2 separate regions of the Mus musculus genome follow, and region 2 is linked to region 1. Evidence: chromatin loops called from intact Hi-C (ENCODE). Cell type or tissue: left cerebral cortex. All regions are shown on one strand. Each heading gives the region's core, and the rest is flanking DNA. Links, peaks and the distances in the headings are about the cores only.

What was found. A loop is a pair of places that touch in the nucleus more often than their neighbours do. Peaks named below come from ENCODE experiments on the same cell type or tissue, not always from the same donor. Only the 100,000 strongest peaks of a DNase experiment are listed, where the experiment ranks them.
Region 2: it touches region 1 in a loop (2.2-fold over the local background); 8 of 42 quality-filtered maps call a loop at or near these places.

The regions. Positions count from the first base shown.
Region 1 is chr15:44,634,792-44,640,222 of GRCm38, forward strand. Ebag9 (estrogen receptor-binding fragment-associated gene 9) reads left to right here. Exons shown (of 7, transcript NM_001357691.1): 6 at 1,973-2,064. Among named protein-coding and RNA genes, the nearest start is that of Ebag9, 18 kb to the left of the region's middle. In left cerebral cortex, for the core only: a CTCF peak has its summit at 3,293 (motif pointing right); no DNase peak of the experiment used is centred there.
Region 2 is chr15:44,676,634-44,682,064 of GRCm38, forward strand. It overlaps Sybu (syntabulin (syntaxin-interacting)), which reads right to left. Exons shown (of 7, transcript NM_001285840.1): 5 at 902-1,105. Among named protein-coding and RNA genes, the nearest start is that of Ebag9, 60 kb to the left of the region's middle. In left cerebral cortex, for the core only: no CTCF peak of the experiment used is centred there; DNase peaks (open chromatin) are centred at 118 and 2,641; H3K27ac peaks cover 1,135 bases.

The sequences.
Region 1 (5,431 bases), core at 217-5,216:
CACTTGGTAGCCATTGGGATTACAGGTCTGTGCTGCCATGCCCAGTATTGTACTTGGACACTGAAGTTCCTAACTCAGGCACAGCAAGCACTTTACCTACTGAAGCTACTTCCCCAGTTGCAGATGTAGTTAGTTTTTAATGTATGCATACCTACCTATCTTATTTTTGGTTTGTTGTTCTTTTATCCTTAGAAGGCCAGTTTTTTACTAAAGAAATTACTGTATTTAATGGTGTGTATGTGTGTGTTTATTTGTATTGTGAAAAAATGTATACATGTATATGTAATCCCTGTCAGGCCATACACACACACACACATACACCTGTATATATAATCTTAAATTTCTAATGTTTTATGTCAAACTTTAGTAGGGAAATGGGCAAGTATTATCAGTTGAAGATTACTAACAAGAAACATAGAGCCTAATAATATCTAGTGGATTTTTTCTCTTTTTTACAAATTCAGTTAAAAATACAGTACAATTTTCGTGAGTTTGGTTTATTATATCTGTGTAGGATGAAAACAGAAAGTGCCATTGAGAATACACTCATATTTCATGTGCTTAACTGGAGTGTGCTGTGCTACTTTTAAACTTAGTCCAGCATAGACTACTCCAGTCAGATGTTGGCATTAAATCTGGGATCAGTCCCTCCTCTTTCTCTTCTTTTTGCTCCTATTCATCATACTGAAAAGAGACAGAAACAAACAAATAAGAAAGGATCTATTCTTGCTTAGTACAAACTAAGTAAGTGAAACCCAAAATTAAATAGGAAACAGCATTCTGTAAAACATATGATGTGAAGAAAGCTGGTCTTCCTCAACACATATAGTCTCTCTCTTTCTTCCTTCCAACCTCTCTCTGTCTCTCTGTCTTGGTCTGTCTGATTCTCTCTCTCTCTCCCCTCTCCCTCTTCTTCTCCCCCTCCCATTTCTTCTCCCTCTCCCTCTCTTCTCTCCCCCCCACCCCCACCCCGTGTCTGTTTGTGGTTGTGTGTGTTTGTCTGTGTGTGTTAATGAATTTTAGTTGGGATTGCTTATAGGAGCATGGGTAATTTGCCCAGTGCCTGCAGCATTGAAAAAAATGTCTTTCTGCCCCACTCCCACCTGGCTATCATTAACTGCCTATAGGTCCATAAGGGTTGAAGAGGCCACATAAGCGACTTCCAATGTTGGGGGTACTATTATTCATGTGCAAATCTTGCTTGTGCAGTGAATCATAGGAGCTGTGAGTTCTTGAGGGCAGTTGCTGTGCCACTCTGGGAAGACTGCATTCCACAATACTTGGCTTCCCTCAGTTTTTGTTCCATCCATGGTGTTTTCTGAGCCTTAGTGGTGGAGGCAGGAAGTACTGAAAAGGATATCATCTCAGTGTTAGGCAGAATCAGTTCGGCAGTCATTGATTCTGGTCATTTTGACCACTTAGAAGTCTACAGTAACCACAGCCAATTGGAAAACAGCTTCTCGGACCAAAGCTGACAGCAGCTCCAAATTATAGGCATAACCATAAATCTTTAAAAGGCAATTTAGTGAGCAGAGCATGTCTATTTAGGAGAACAGCAGCAGTAACTGTTCCCTATTAGTGACTATGGCCTCCCTAGCCATGGACATTTGATCAGGTTTACTGTACCAGGCATGCATTTCCTGTTGTGAAGTCAACCTCAAGTCCAGTCAGCAGTTGGTTAGCACATAAGGCATGCCACTATTGCACGTTACAGAGAACATTTTTATCCCTTGGGAAAGTCACGCATCATAGCATTGTTGAAACTTGCAGTTCTAGGCAAACAAGACGCTAGAGCCTTTGTGGCCTATGTAGGGATCAGTATGGAAGTTAGGGACTAGAGGAGAGGAACAGGTATTTCCTGTTAGATAGATATTTAAAGTTCCTCGTTTTTTGGGTTGTTTTGGGTTTGAACTGCTATTTAGAGAAATGATGACTCTTTACTATCTTAATTTTTCTTTATTTTTCAATATAGTCAGAATTAGGTGACTTAGATACATGGCAAGAAAATAGCAATGCGTGGGAAGAGGAAGAAGATGCAGCCTGGCAAGCAGAAGAGGTGCTGAGGTATTGGATGACTTTATCATATTACACCTTGTGTAGAAAACTTAGATTTCTTCCTGGTTATATTTAAGGTCAAGAAAATCTACTCTGCCAAATGTTCTGTCTGTCTCTATATACCCATACTGACCTTATTAAACTCTTTTCTTATTAAACTTGGTCGGAATTTCAGATTTTATATCTTGTTATAAATACTATGAATTTAAAATATTGTTTGAATCAAAAAGATTTATTTATTTGTTTATTTATTTTATGTATATGAGTACACTGTCACTCTCTTCAGACACACTAGAAGATGGTATTGATGGTATCCCATTACAGATGGTTGTGAGCCACCATATGGTTGCTGGGAATTGACCTCAGAATCTCTGGAAGAATAGTCAGTGCCCTTAACTGCTGAGCCATCTCTCCAGCCCAAGGTTATTAATCTTAAGGGCAAAACTTCTTTGCATGCACATGCCACATGATATCATAATACCCTATTGTGAAATGTGAGCCACTATCATATCCTATTCTAGATTAGAAGTTGTAATTTTGTTTTTATTGTTTCACAATTTAAAATAGTGTCAGAACTTCACATCTGAATGAAAGTAGCTAATAAAGCACCCTTAATCTCTACATGTATCTTAATTTTAGTGTCTTTGAAAGTCCCATAAAACAGGTAGATCACCCATTATACAGAAAAGTAAATATTATTCTGTAGTTTTAAAGTTCATGTTTGTTGGATGTTCATTCTATGTTTATATGAGTAGAAAACTTAGTTTTTGCACTTCTGTGTTTGGTCAAAAAAGGAAAGGAAAAATGACTAGCAAGCAGAAGCGGGACTTATCTCTGATACAAACTCATGTGTAAATCTGTCTAGCCTCTTTAGACACCTAGGTCATATGGCAAGGGGCTGGGAGGTGGCCCGGTGGGTAAGAGCAGTCCCTTCTAGGAGACCCAGGTTCTGTTCCCAGGAGCCATGTCAGCTTCAGGGGATCCAGTGTCCTCTTCTGATCCCTGTGGGTACTTGTACACACATGATACACATAATGAATATGGAGGCGCACACACATACACATAAAATAAAATGTAAAAAACTAGCAAAATACAGTGATAGAGATTTGATTTGATATTGTTACTGGTTTTGCCCTATGGATAGAAAATGAATTATCTTTTCTTAGCTGTCTTAACAATTGAACTGATTTTTATTTTTATTTTTCTTATCTTTGATGGCAAATTTATAGTAACCTTGAATAACCAGCAGAGGGTGCAGTTAAATATGTAGAACTTTTGTCTTTCTCTTTTAGATTTTGTTTTTTAGCATCTTTTTTTTTTTTTTCTTTTTAACAGGAGGGGAGAATCATAGTTTTAAAATGAAGTTGTAAGATGTTTTCATATTTAGCTTCCCTTTAGTCAGTGTAACTGTGTCTTTAATAAAGGATATTTTTAAAATTGTGAACTAAATAACACAGTTGCAAGGATCACCAGAAAATGACATTTTTATTCTGATTTTAAAAAAATAAATAATTGGTCCAACAATTAGAATGTTTTAGAAAATTTGGAGGATTGTAATTATTAATTTTATGAAGCACAAGGGTAAAGGAAAGAGCTGTTCATTAGAATCTAATAATCTTAATGATAATATTATGGAATTTTTAGCTATGAGCAGAGCATCTTAATGCTACTCTAAAACCTTCCCTTTCCATCCTATCTCTTGTTATCTTAATAAAACACAAATAAAAACAGTGCTTTATGACAGTTTAGTGAAATGAGATTGTTAGTTGATAATAGACAAGCTTCATGCTGTGTACTGCACAAGCATTGTCAATGGGACATGGAGGCTTGTGTCATGGTGTCTCTAGGAAGACACTGAGCACTGGAAAAGTGCATCTGTGTTCCAAATTCTCCAGGTTTAAAAGTTTTTCTATACTCTAGTTTTGTGATCAGTCAGAAGAGTATGATTCTAGTACTGAAGCAATTCCAGACTTGGATCTGAATGGGAAAAATACTTTGTTTTTTGTTTTGTTTTATTTTATTTTATTTTATTTTATTTTATTTTATTTTATTTTTTTTGGTTTTGGTTTTTCAAGACAGGGTTTCTCTGTATAGCCCTGGCTGTCCTGGAACTCACTCTGTAGACCAGGCTGGGCTCAAACTCAGAAATCCACCTGTCTCTGCCTCCCAAGTGCTGGGATTAAAGGCATGCGCCACCACTGCCTGGCTGAAAATACATTTTTTTTTGGTCTTCAGTAATCTCCAAATTGTTTCTTGTGCCTGGAACATTCATTGCTGCTATTTTCATTTCAGATAGGAACCAGGTCAAAGTTTATCTTTTTATAAGCCATTCATTACTTTATAATTATTTTTTTTCCTACAATTTACATGTCTCAGGTTTCATTTTTAGTAAAAATTTTCAGATCTTCTTATACTTTGAGCATAGCTAGTATAAAGTAAGTTTTCCTTCCTTCTTTAAATTTGGTTAATTAATGGTAAAAGTTGGAGTGTTGCCACAAAGAAACTTTTTCTTTGTGGGATTTTGGTCATTTGCAACTCTATGTCCTTGCATTCGTAACTATTACTGAAAACCAGTTGTATATACATGCATATGCATATTTGTGTATGTAATATGCATTAACTTATCACTTTCATGAACTTTAAGTTGAACATATGCTCATTTCCGTGCCCCAGCCTGGCTTGTTCTGTATAGATGTAGATGTTGCTTGTTGTATGCTCAGTGCTAACCATGTTTCCCCTCAACCTAACCTATTTCTTTGAGTTACTTTTTCACCCTTAATTTGGTACTCTCTCCTCTCTCCTGTCATCATCCCAGGCCCAGTCTCCTAGCAAGCCAATTGGATAGTATAGAGTGCTTTTCTTATTTCTAGTCTGTGGAGTTATGTTAGGCTAAGAACCAGGCATGGTTATAGTGTGAAACTGATAAATACCTACTAGTATGCCTTATGGAGCTGCTCAAATGTTACTCTTTAAATTTCTTGGTTCTGAGTAGAAGATATGTCTGAAATTCCACTTATTTGGAGTAGGTTCTTAATATCCCTTAGCTGATTAAAAAAATCTATTATAATAACAAGATAATTAATTCTAATATCAAACTTTTTGGATAATTTTCCCCTGACATACACAAATGCTGAGGTTGAAGTAGAGAGTTTTGTGTGAAGAAAAGATGTGTGTTCCTACTTACTGCCCATATTAATACTATGGCCAGACAAATCTCTTAGCTTCATACCTCATTTTGCCCATTTGTACAATAAAGATAAATATTCTGCTTTATAAAGTCATCTATCTTCTAAGGATACAAAGAAATACTCCTTTTGAGAAATCCTTGAAGTTTTTAGGGAAATGAGAAAATTAAGACATTAAATATTTATTCCTT
Region 2 (5,431 bases), core at 95-5,094, 42 kb after region 1:
TTCCTTGCTCAGAGGGAACAAGGCCACTCCACTCTTTCCAGTGTGTTTTGTAGAGAAGCACTCAATATTCTACAAACACAGCTCAGCTGGAATCTTGGCCCTTCTCAGGCCTGCCTAAGCCTGGGCATCCAGAGCGCTGACTAATGAGAATAGGCTGTGGAGGGCTGCCAGGTTTTCCTCTAACTCTGGACTCAATTCTAGCCCCCATGCTGCTCGATCCCCATGCCTATGCTGTGCTCAGTATGGCCCGTGTTCAGTTCCCAACCTTCCAAGCCCTCCTCTGGATAGCTCATTCCTTCCTTCTCCTTCCCACCCCACCTCAACCTAGTAATTAACTCCCTACTCACCTTTCAGATATCACTTCAGTTTTATTTTGTTAGTGTGGCCACTCTGACCACTCCATCATGAACTGGACCCCTGCCCTATCTTTTACATGTTCATATTCATATAGCAACAGATAGTTGCAGAATAATCTAGATTTGTTTTTTCTTATTTGCTAGACTCCTTCTTTGGCAGTGAGCCTGAGGTCCATTTCTGTTCACCACACTCTATTCTCAGTATGGCACACAGACCCTATTACTGAATAAGCATTTAATGAACAAATGAACACCGCACAATTCCTCCCTGTGCCTAAGAAATGAGAACAGCCCTTGCCACTGTGGCATTTCCCCTCCCCATCCAGTAACTGTTTGGACTGGCAGGTATTGTGTTAGCTTGTGGTGGTCTATGTTCTTTCTGAACCAACCCTTAAAGAATTAGCTAACTGTGACAAAGAAGAGAAGTATCTTAGTAAAGATTAAAATAGGGAATCAAGAGCTAAATAGTTTTTCCCACCTTTAGAGAAAAGTCCCAAACTGGACAAATTAAGCAGCATTCAATTAGGAGGCAACTGGGGACTTACCTCATGACTGGACTACAATCACTTCCTTTGTAGGAGCCGGAGTTGCTGCTACTTGGAGAAGAAGGGGCGTAACTAGGGTGGATGTTACTGGGGCTCAGTGGATTCCTGCACAGCATAGACACAAGGTCTTTTTCCCTTGGGGATGGTGGGCTGCTGCCAGACTTGTGGGATGATGCTCCATTGCTCCGCCCATGAGGGCCTCGGCTGAAAGAGGATTACACGTGCTAATTAGAGTCCTTGTGACTGGAGATGCCAAGGTATTGTTCCTTTGCTCCTTCCTAAAGCTGGTTATTGCTAAGAAAATCAGACTTCTAGAGTTGACTGGGGCATATGGCCACTGATATTTGCTCTCCTTGTATCATGAGCACAAGAGACCGCTCCCTCTGCTGTTCTTTCCAACAGTTTCCATTTGGTGTTGCTCCCTCCTGCAGGATGCTGATGTCTTTCTAGTGAGGAGCCGGAATACTATTGTCTTCCTCCAAGACCATCAAGGGTTTCCCACTGTCTCCTGAAAACAGGCTAGACTCCTTAAGATGCTGCTGCACAGGTCCAATTCATCATTTCTCTCAAGCCATCTTCCTAAATACACCAATATGCCAAATGATTTAGCTTCCTGGGGGATGTGTACTTGTTTTCATCTTTAGACTTTTTTTTTTTTTTTTTTTTTTTTTTTTTTTTTTTTTTTTTTGGTTTTTCGAGACAGGGTTTCTCTGTATAGCCCTGGCTGTCCTGGAACTCACTTTGTAGACCAGGCTGGCCTCGAACTCAAGAGATCCACCTGCCTCTGCCTCCCGAGTGCTGGGATTAAAGGCGTGCGCCACCACGCCCGGCTTATCTTTAGACTTTTGAGTTTATAATTTTTGTCGTCTAGCATGACTGCTGAAATGAGTTAACAGGGTGTGTGTCTTGACACTGCCATTTACTAGAGATTTAGGAAGGCCACTTTATACACACACACACAACATACGTACACCAGAAACATTCTCTCTCACATAGACACATACATCACACTCACACCATGAATACAAACTTCCTGCCTTCCTGCCTGCAGAGTTGGTTGGAAAACTAGCCTGATGTGGTACATTCCTGTAGCACTAGAACTTGGGGGCAAGAAGGTAGTTTAGAGTCGTCTTTGACTATATAACAAGTTGAAGGCCAATCTGAGTTGCATGAGACTTGTCTTTGGTTCTTTGTTTGTTTGTTTGTTTTAAAAAGATTAAATTGGAAAAGTACACAGGTTTAGTCCAGAAACCTTGTGCAACCTCTGTGTGCTCTAGACTGGTGTGACAGGGTCAGCTTGTCTAGGTTTTCCCTGTTAATCTGGTTCCAGGGATTTGATATCCAGTAGAGTTGAAAAACATCCAGAGAATGTTGAAACTACTTAAGCGGGATAGCATGTTCTGTCAGGAGTATGGCTGGGTATTACAAGGAAGTTAAAATGAAGATTCTCATGCAGCAGCACGGCTGTCTGAGCACCTCTGCTCTCTGATGCAGGTCGATGAGAAATGTGTGTGAGCGCTCGAGCCTGTGGGCTCAGTGCCTGCAATCACTAATTTAAATTTAAATACAATCTCTACTGCTGTCAACCAAGGGCACTGCACACTAACAAGCCCACCAAATTCTAAACTTACAAGTTCTTTCCTCTTGAAATCATTCAAATAGACTGAGTCCCCCTTTCACAAGGAAGGAGACACTTTATATGGAACAGATGGGCTGATGGCTTGGTGACAAACCAACTTCAGCAGCCCCAAGGGTGGGAAGAACTTCATGCGTAGCTCAAAGGAACATGTACTCTGGCTTGGATTTTCTTTTCTATGCTTCACTTCCAAGTCTGGCACTGACAATTGTATTTCCCAATGTGACTACAAGAAAATGTGGATGGTTAACCCTTGCAAGAGATGAGGGACTATAGAGAACTATCCATAACTTTGACCTGGGAAATTTATTCTGTTAACCATCCTTTTTGGCTTCTGTGGTGCTGGTACTGTTCCAGACACTTGGTGAGCACTTGGCTTTGACCTGTCAGAATGGGGCGAGCACTGCTTCCCATTTACCCATGGATCACTGAGGCTCGGGGAAGAGAAATGGAAGAATGTGTAGCTGAGCTGGAATGTAAGGCCATGGACATTTAAAACTTCTTAACAGCGATGTTTCCCACATTATAGAAATGGGATCTAAATTACTTTGGTACTGTAAACAAGTTTATCAGGTTGTCCTTTGGATATAGTTGTTCTCTGGACAATCCACCTGGGCATTTCCCCCATCTACCTTGCAACAAAGTGCTGAGGTACGTGATCATGACAAGCATTAAATTAGGTGATTTCGTGAGACCTTATCTGATAGATGGAAGAGAGCAAAGACTCCTCAAGCTATAAAACATTGCTTGTCTTATAAAACACATAATCAAGTCTTCATATGTGTTTCAGGACATGAATATCATAGTACCTTAAAAACTAATTTAAAAAAAGCTGAGCATGGTGGCGCACGCCTTTAATCCCAGCACTCGGGAGGCAGAGGCAGGCGGATTTCTGAGTTTGAGGCCAGCCTTGTCTACAGAGTGAGTTCCAGGACAGCCAAGGCTACACAGAGAAACCCTGTCTTGAAAAACCAGAAAAAAAAAACCCTATTTAAAAAATTTTCATGTTTAAATTGTTACTGTTTCTCCTTTTATTTACCCCATTTAAAATGTTAACAAATATGGACATAAACGTCATCATTTTCAAAGGAAAAGCTAAATTTCCATGTTTGTCATGACCACAGAGAAGCAAGCCCAATGCTTGCTTCCTCTATACACCCTAAATTCTTTGTTCTAGCAGGAAGAACAATGTAGTTCATAGAAAAGATAAAATTCTGCTCATCCTGCACCTCTAAACCCCTGAACAGAGTAATATAAAAGAACAAATCTAAACCAGAGTCCAAGAAATCTATAATCCCTAGCCACTGGCCCTTGACTTTAGCTAGTGTCCCCACCACCATTCACTGCTGTTTCTTCCTCTTCCTCTCCTCCTCTTCCTTCCTCCTTCCTCTTCTTCCTCTCTCCTCCCTCCTCCTCTTCTTCTTCCTCCTCCTCCTCCTCCTCCATCTTCCACTGCTGTCATTGTTTTGAACTTGATTGTGTCACTGTCACTATTCGAATTTCATGTCAAGGCCTTAATCCTCCAGACTTCAGATATGACTAAATCTGGAGACAAGACCTTTAAGGAGGTAATTGAGTTTAAATAAGAGTATTATGCTGGGCCCTTATTCAGCCTGATATTATAATAAGGGGTAAAATTTGGACACAGATGTGTACAGAGAGATGATGATGTAAGGATACAGGGAGGCCAGACATCTTGAAGCCAAGCAGTGAGTCTCAAATGACAGCAATCCTACCGAACTTTGATCTGAAAGCCCCTAAAATGGCAAGTGAGTTGTTGTCTGTTGTTCAGGCCAGCCGCACTGGGGCTCATTGCACTGCAGTTCAGTAGTAGAAGCAGCGTGTTTGTTTTCTTTTAAAAATACACCTCTCCTGTTTTTCAGCCAAATTCTGGACACTTGCGATATAGTTACCAATACCAGCTAACTTAAACTTAGTGATATTACCTCTATTTCTGTTTTCCTGAATAGGAACTAGATGTAGAGTGTTTACCTCATAAACAATGGTTATATTTGATGCCAATTCCAAAAAACCCACACCCTATTCTTTCTTCTATAGTTTCTAGACTAATTAATGCTTTAGTAGTTAAAAAAGAGAGAGACTTCTTCAGATACATCAGAACTGAATAATGAGTTAGTTAATTTGAGTTAGTTAGTCTCTACAACTTTGGGGTTTTGTTTATTTTTTAAGAAAACCACTTGTCAAAAATCTTTTCAACAAATCCACCCTTCACTCGAATTGCACCCCTTTCATTGAATATTCCTGCTCTTGCAGATGGCCTGGGTTCAGTTTACAGCACCCATATGAGGTGACTCAATTGCTGATCATTTGAGGTCCAGGACATGGGCACCTGCAGCACCCACATGAGTGTACATGACTCATTGGGCACAAATATATACATAGAAATTAAACAATAAAAACAATTCTTCAATATCTGATTTGCACAAATTATTTTATGTTTACTACATCAATTTTTGATTACTCTTCAAAAAATATGCTGATTTTCAGCCTAGAATGTTTTCTCTTTGTTATTGACATCTTGACATCTAATTGCAAACACAAGTCCTTTTGAATTGCTTAATAAAATTACCTGTGAGTCTCATTTTCCTTGGCACCTTTCACCGTGAGGCTATGCTTACTTCTCAGGGGAGACTCATGTCTACTAACAATGTTTATGACCCTCTCCTGTGGTGCAGGAGACACTTACACCCAAAGCATAGAGGGATTGATAAAGCAATAGTGCTTATTTACTGTGGATCCCACTCTTTTCTCACAGCTTTGTCTATATGATTTACTTCTAACATGAAACTGTGCACTGGAGCTATCTTAGTTCCCTTTATAAACAACAGGCACCAGGAGAAATAGGAATTATTTGCACACTGTCCCAGAGCTTT